Regions from separate parts of the Homo sapiens genome. Here region 1 is linked to region 2. Evidence: read pairs that join two places in POLR2A ChIA-PET (ENCODE). Cell type or tissue: OCI-LY7. All regions are shown on one strand. Region 1 overlaps CBFA2T2 (CBFA2/RUNX1 partner transcriptional co-repressor 2). Region 2 overlaps CBFA2T2 (CBFA2/RUNX1 partner transcriptional co-repressor 2).

The links. ChIA-PET counts read pairs that join two places held together with the same protein. Peaks named below come from ENCODE experiments on the same cell type or tissue, not always from the same donor. Only the 100,000 strongest peaks of a DNase experiment are listed, where the experiment ranks them.
Region 1: POLR2A ChIA-PET joins it to region 2 with 5 read pairs; 7 of 35 experiments call an interaction of 5 or more read pairs at or near these places.

What each region holds. Positions count from the first base shown.
Region 1 is chr20:33,607,348-33,611,347 of GRCh38, reverse strand. It overlaps CBFA2T2 (CBFA2/RUNX1 partner transcriptional co-repressor 2), which reads right to left. Exons shown (of 11, transcript NM_001032999.3): 3 at 13-254. Among named protein-coding and RNA genes, the nearest start is that of C20orf144, 53 kb to the left of the region's middle. In OCI-LY7, no CTCF peak of the experiment used is centred here; a DNase peak (open chromatin) is centred at 1,637; H3K27ac peaks cover 410 bases.
Region 2 is chr20:33,494,932-33,498,931 of GRCh38, reverse strand. All of the region lies in intron 1 of CBFA2T2 (CBFA2/RUNX1 partner transcriptional co-repressor 2), which reads right to left. Among named protein-coding and RNA genes, the nearest start is that of CBFA2T2, 6.8 kb to the right of the region's middle. In OCI-LY7, no CTCF peak of the experiment used is centred here; no DNase peak of the experiment used is centred here.

The DNA.
Region 1 (4,000 bases), 110 kb before region 2:
GGCTGTACTTACCACCAGTGCAAGAACAAGAGTCCGCACCTTCTCCCCAATCTCAGGGGAGATGTCATTGCCAAACTGTTGCAGAGTGGTAAGAAAGCGTTTCAACTTGCTGAGTTGTCGAGCACCACAAGTGGCTGGCAATTGCTGATTTGTGAGTGCAGATGATGTGGAGGAGGCAGGACCATTGCTGAATCTCTGTGGCGGTGATGGGGCACCATTCAGGGTAGGAGGAGAATGGTTGATGCCATTGCTTACTAAAAGAAAGCCAAAATGAAAGACTCAGGTTACGTGTAAAACAAGGGAACCTTTGTTCATTTTTTCTTGTTTGTATTTTCGTTTGTTCATTTGAATTTTGTAAAGCACATGTTATAAAGGTATGCAAAACTGGTTCTGTCCTCAGTGAGACTGCTGTCAGATAAAAATGGTAACAGAGTAACACTGGAGCGTTAAAAAGAAAGCAGAGTGCTCCCAGAGCAATAAGAAGGGAAATCTAACTCTACAGGTGCCATGGGCAGGGGTGGGTAGTTTTAAGAAAGACTTCCTGCAACAGGTAGTGCTTGAGATGGGTCTGGGCCAATAGATCTTTCCAGTGATGGGATACTCATGCCCATCTTTTACATTGCATCTCCTTCCCAATTTCAAGGTCCCCAAAACACTAGGCAGTCAATCAGAAGGTAGCATGTGAGCAAGACACCAGAAAAAAGAGTTATGATAATATGAGGGATATTTTTTAGGCCTACTGATTTAATGACTTATTCCTACAATAAGGTACCTATCTCTTTGGCCATCCAGAATACTCATGTCCATTAGAGCCAGTTACTCTCTGCCTTAACAGTGCTAGATTAATACTGCCAAACCCTTGGTCATTCAATAAAGCATCTTCCTGATTCCATGCAGGACACTCCCATCCTACATTTTTGCTCAAATTATAATACATGTGATTAATTACAGTTTTCCTATTTAGTTCTTAATAGTCATTTCTTGAAAATTTTAATTTCGAAAACAACCCTAGAGCTATGGTTTTGCTTGTTTGTTTTTTTGAGGCAGGGTCTCATTCTGTCATCCAAGCTGGAGTGCAGCAGCACCATCTTGGCCCATTGCAGCCTTGACCTCCTGGTGCAGCCTCGACCTCCTGGACTCAGGTGTCCTCCCACCTCAGCCTCCTGAGTAGCTGGGACTACAGGCACATGCCACCATGCACAGCTAATTTCTTTTTTTAAAATTTTTTGTAGATCAGGGAGTCTCACTATATTGCCCAGGCTGGTCTCAAACTCCTGGGCTCAAGTGATCCTCCTGCCTTGGCCTCCCAAAGGCTGGGATTACAGGCATGAGCCACCGTGCCTGGCACTGAGCTACGTTCTTGTTGGCATCAAGTAAAAATCTAAATTATCTAGTACCTAAGTATCATTCTGTTTTCACTTAATCATATCCAGCCTTAAAAAACTAAAAAAGTGAAACTTTATCTAAAAACATAAGAAACAATTTAAGACATAAGCAATGTTTAAAGAGCCAATCATTTAATCTTTACCTAGCTTAGAAAAAAGACATTTAGTCATATTTTGCCAAAAACCAACTTATTAATCATAAAAAATCTTCCACTTCCCTTCTACTTCCTCTAAGCCAGTCACAGTCAGTTAACCATCTCTGTTCCCTCTTCTTACACTGAACCTTACTCAAATTTGACCTGGCAAGCTCTTCTTCATCCCATACGGTTCAGGTATCATCTCTGTTAAGGAGCATTCTTTGACACATACTGCTGTTGCTCCGCTTGAAGGTAACCTTAGTGGATTCACTACATCTCTGTGCTGCCTATGTGCATGCTTCCACTATTTCACTTTTTTTTTTAGAGACCGAGTCTTGCTCTGTTTCCCAGGCTGGAGTGCAGTGGTTTAATCTCAGCTTACTGCAACCTCCGTCTCCTGAGTTCAAGGAATTCTCCTTCCTCAGCCTCCCGAGTAGCTGGGATTACAGGCACGCACCACCACATCCAGCTAATTTTTTGTATTTTTAGTAGAGACAGGGTTTCACCATGTTGGCCAGGCTGGTCTCGAACTCCTGACCTCAAGTGATCTGTCCTCCTCGGCCTCCCAAAGTGTTAGGATTATAGGTGTGAGCCACTGCGCCTGGCCTATGCTTGTTTATTTCTATATTTGTGTTGCCTTAATAGATGTTCACTTATTAATAATACAATACACAATACATATGTGCATACTTTAATTAAGTTTTATAAGTTGTGTATACAGTGTATATTTTTGCTTTGTTCAGCAAAGGGTGTTTAGGAAAATGCTGCTGAATGATTCACTGCATAACAGACTAACGGGCTGAGAAAAGGGGTGAGTTTTCTTGTGTCTTCCACTAAAGAAAATTAGTAAAGCTAATGAAAGGAAAGTTGAACACTCAACCTCAGCAATCCAGAAAATTAGTTGCAATAGTCTGCCATTTCTTTGTTTTCACAGAAAGGTCAATTGCCATTGGAAAGTTGCTCCATTTTGAAGGAACCAATAAAAATAACACATTACCATGCTTTTAGCTTCTCTGATGTATAGAAAGGCTTTTTCGTAGTCTCTTTAGAAAAAAATGTATGATCACATTTTCTGAAATGAAACACAACCACCGCCAAGCAGCCAAATATGGAAGTAAAAAGGGCTGAATTTGTATATACATATACCTATTGGTGTATCTTGAAATCTGATTGATGGCTGAGGTTTAAATCTGTTTCTTTTCAAGATAGTATATATGTCTAGGGCTGTTCAACTTTGAGATAGAAATTAGAATTTAAGAAAAGGGATATCACACTTCTTTTCATTCACTCTGGCTCAAACTGAATGCTACAGTTACCAGCTACTCCATTTCAAATGTTTTGGAAAATAATAAACTTCCAATTAAAGCTGTACATCTTACATTCTCTTCTCTTGCCTTTTAAAATAATAAACACAAAAAACAAAAAATTTTGAGCAAGGACAGTGTGCAAGCTTGTGTAATGGCATTTAAATGAAACAATACATACAGCATCTAGCTCAGTGCTCTGACACTTTTTGGGCATTCCAAAAATAGCAGTACATTTTGGTTTACAGGCAAAAGATCTGCAGAGTGTCAAAGTGAACTGGGGACGGCAGCATGTGCATGGAAAGGTAGAACTCAAATGAAGATCAAGACACTTGTGTGCATGTATGTATACTAGTTTATTTGGGGTTCTTTTGGTGATTATAGATATATAGGACTGAAATTGTTGAGTTACAGGGCACGTGGAAATTCAGCATTAGTGCAAACTGCCAATTTCCAAAAGATGTACTAAATTACACTCCAACCAGCATTGTATGAGTGTTCAAGTTGCTCCATACATCCTCACCAAAACTTGGTATCATTTTGAACATCCTGGTGGGTGTATAATGGTACTGTATTGGGTGTTAGTTTGCATTTCCTTGATGGTTAGTGAAGTTGAATATATTGTTACATATATTATTAGCTAACATAATGGTTATGGACTGAATTCTGCCCGAGCCTTGGCCAAATTCATACATTGAAGTCTTACCCCTTGTACCTCAGAATAGGACTATATTTGGAGATACTTTGAAGAGTTCATTAAGGTTAAAAGAGGTATTATGAGTAGTCCCTAATCCAATATGATTATTATCCTTAAAGGCAGGGGAAGAGACACCAGGGACGCAAAATGGAGGAAAGACCATGTGAGGATATGGCAAGAAGGCAACCATCTACAAGGCCCAGGTAAAACCAAACCTGCCAATACCTTGATCTTTACATTCTTGCCTCCAGAACTGTGAAAAAGTGAATAAAAATAAATTGTTTAAACCATCCAGTCTGTGGTATTTCATTATGGCAGCCCTAGTAAACAAATACAACAATATTCTCTTTTGTAAAAAGTCTTACCATGACAGCACTGGAACATTTTTAGAATTCTATAATTTTAGAAAACTTACTTGGAATCCCATAAGGCAATATAATAATTTAAATTCATTATTGTTAGAGTCAAAGAAATAAA
Region 2 (4,000 bases):
AGCTGAGATGATAGGCACCCACCACCATACCTGGCTAATTTTTGTATTTTTAGAAGAGACGGGGTTTTGCCATGTTGGCCAGGCTGGTCTCGAACTCCTGACCTCAGGTGATCCGCCCGCCTCGGCCTCCCAAAGTGCTGGGGTTACAGGTATGAGCCACTGTGCCTGGCCATTATTATTTTTTATTATTTTGAGACAGGGTCTCTCTGTCACCCAGGCTGGAGTGCAGTGGCACTATCACTGCAGCTTCCAACACCTGGGCTCAAGCGATCCTCCTACCTCAGCCTTCCGAGTAACTGGGACTACAGCTGAGTGGCACCACCATCACGCCCAACCTCTCTGCTGATTTTTTGATTCTGTATATAAGAAAACTAGGTCAGGTTGGGCGCGGTAGCTCACGCCTATAATCCCAGCACTTTGGGAGGCCGAGGTGGGCAGATGACCTGAGGTCAGGAGTTCGAGACCAGCCTGGCCAACATGATGAAACCCCCATCTCCACTAAAAATACAAAAATTAGCCAGGTGTGGTGGCGCATGCCTGTAAACCCAGCGACTTGGGAAGCTGAGGCAGGACAATGGCTTGACCCTGGGAGGCGGAGGTTGCAGTGAGCAACTGCACTCCAGTGCCACTGCACTCCAGCCTGGGCAACAAAAGGGAAACTCCATCTCAAAAAAAAAAAAAAAAGAAAGAAAATTAACTGGGCCAGGCACAGTGGTTCATGCCTGTTAATGCCAGCACGTTGGGAGGCCAAGGCAGGTGGATCACTTGAGCCTAGGAGTTCTAGACCAGCCTGGGCAACATGAAGAAACCCTGTCTCTACCAAAAATACAAAAGTTGGTCTCATAACCTGGTTTCAAAATTAACAAACAAAAATTTTAAAAATACAGTAAGATAAAAAGAAAACTAACTGGTTCCAAACTAGGATAAACTTACTCAAAAGTCAAAGAAGGGCTGGACTCAATGGCTCACATCTGCAATCCTAGCATTTTGGGAGTCCAAGGCAGGAGAATCATTGGAACCCAGTAATTAGAGACCAGCATGGGAAACATAGAAACATCCTGTCTCTATAAAAAAAATAAAAATAAGCTGGGTGTGGTGGCTCACGCCTGTAATCCCAGCACTTTGGGAGGCCAAGGCGGGCAGATCACGAGGTCAAGTGATCGAGACTAGCCTGGCCAACATGGTGAAACCCCATCTCTACTAAAAATACAAAAATTAGCTGGGCGTGGTGGCGTGTGCCTGTAGTCCCTGCTACTCGGGAGGCGGAGGCAGGAGAATCGCTGGAACCCGGGAGGCAGAGATTGTAGTGAGCCCAGATCACACTACCGCACTGTAGCCTAGCGACAGAGTGAGACCCCTTCTCAAAAAAAAAAAAAAAAAAAAAGTATACAAGCTTCAAACACAGTCATGGTCCCAGCAGGAAACATGGCATACTCCAGTAAGGTTAATTCAAGGAGGGTTTAATAATGGAACTAGAAAGAAATATGTGAGCAGGGTACAAGATAGGCACAAGGGATAGCTGTAATACCCTGGGACTAATGAGAGCATCTCTAGATCTCTAGGCCCAACAACCAAAGGGAACAAAAACTTTCCAAACCTACATGGAGGATGTCACACAGAAAGGACCACATTCTTTTTTTTTTTTTTTTTTTTTTTTGGAGACAGGGTTTCGCTCTTGTCACCCAGGCTGGAGTGCAATGGCGTGATCTCTGCTCACCATAACCTCCGCCTCCCGGGTTCAAGCAATTCTCCTGCCTCAGCCTCCTGAGTAGCTGGAACTACAGGCATGCACCACCATGCCCAGCTAATTTTGTATTTTTAGTAGAGACATGGTTTCTCCATTTTGGTCAGGCTGGTCTCAAACTCCCGACCTCAGGTGATCTGCCGGCCTCAGCCTCCCAAAGTACTGGGATTACAGGCATGAGCCACCGCACCCGGCCGAGAGGACCACATTTAGAGAAGCAGTGACCTTCAGTCAAGGGACAGAGTCAGCTAAGGGCACAACCCATGAGACGGGAGTAGGAAAATAAATTTCATAACCTCAAAGGGGAAGGAAGCTCATTGATGTAGTCCATATAGGTAAGTCAGCTTCCCAGGGCACAGGATAGGGTGAAAAAGGATGGAAAGCAGACCTAGAAGAGCAAACAAAAGGTACCTATTCAACGTCAGACAAGCCTTTCTGATGCACTTTCCGATCTCTTCTGTAATCCCAATGGATAAGTGCCAGATAAGGAAAGGGATACTGAAGATGATCATTCTTACCCCTTTTAAATAGTAATGCACAGGTCCTATCTACTACAAAACATTTGTAACCAAGTTTTTCACTAGTAAATATGGTCATTTACCATTCCACTTTTAACTGTTTAGACTTCCTTGAAGGTCCAATGATTATATACCTTTCTCGACACTAATGAACTTCCTACTTACCTTGCTAGGCAAAATAAAATTACAAAAATGCAAACATTGTCAAAACCCTCAAGGAGTTTATAATTTAGAAGCTTATATTCTTAGATAACTAAGAAGGCAGAATGAGGTATGTGCCAGAGAGAGAAGGAAAGGGCTGTGGTGGTGTGAAAAGTTCTGTAACAGGCTTCTTTGCCATCTGGCCCCTGCCAGGAACAACTCCAGCCAGAATTCACTATTAACAAGGTATATAAGCTTCAATCAGGTTCCCTGTAGGTCCAGATCTGATAAACTACTCACCAAGCCCTCAACTACCTTCAGCCAGTAGACTTCACCCTTCCTTCTCCTGGGAAAAGCCTCCCTTCTCCTTTAAAGCCTGGTTTAATGTCACCCCTTTAGCTGGACCTTACCTGGAATCTCAAGGAATAATTAGTTATGTCTCCCCTGCCTTCCCAAAAGCCTTACGCTTAAAGCACTTAAAACACTTTATCATTACCTGTTGACTTGTGCACGGCCCCTCCTAGACTGAGACCCTAAGTCAGATGGTATACCCTCAGCCACTAACAACCACCAGAACAGAATGTGTCAAGCACGGTTTTAAGTACTTTACATATATTAACATATATTAACCATCATAATAAACCTGCAAATGGGGTAGAAATTTTATCTCCATTTTTCAGATGAGGAAAATGAACTGCACAAGAAGGTTAAGTAATGAGCCTGAAGTCTCAAAACTTGTTAGGATTGGTTCCCAGGATTTTAACCTCAGCACAACTCCAGAATTAAATTTCAAAACTTTAGAATTTAAATCTTAACCATTACATTTTTTTCTTTTTTTGAGACAGAGTCTTGCTGTGTTGCCCAGGCTGGAGTGCAGTGGCACGATCTCAGCACACTGCAACCTCCGCAGTTTCTTTCAAGCAATTCTCCTGCCTCAGCCTCCCAAGTAGCTGGGACTACAGGAACCCGCCACCACGCCCAGCTGATTTTTTTTGTACGTTTTTTGGTAGGGACGGGGTTTCACAATGTTGGCCAGGCTGGTCTTGAACTCCTGACCTCGTGATCCGCCCACCTCAGCCTCCCAAAGTGCTGGGATTACAGGGATGAGCCATCGTGCCCGGCCTTTTTTTTTTTTTTTTTTTGAGATAGAGTTTCCCTCTTGTTGCCCAGGCTGGAGTGCAATGGTGGGATCTCAGCTCACGGCCACCTCTGCCTCCTGGCTTCAAGCAATTCTCCTGCCTCAGCTGGTACTACAGGCCCCCGCTACCACAGCCAGCTTCTTTTTGTATTTTTAGTAGAGATGGGGTTTCACCATGTTGGCCATGCTGGTCTCAAAACTCCTGACCTCAGATGATCCGCCCACCTCGACCTTCCAAATGGTGGGATTACAGGCGCGAGCCACCATACCCAGCCATTACATTTTACTTCTACCGAATAAACTAGATTTCATCAGAGCAATAGACCTAATGGATTGAGAAGGTACTACTACAAGATCAATGATCTCCACCCCAGGAGGTATTGTTAAAATTCACCACTGGGTGTAGAAAGACAACGTTGGAACTGCTACTTCCATTTATTTTACCTTATCCTTCTGTAA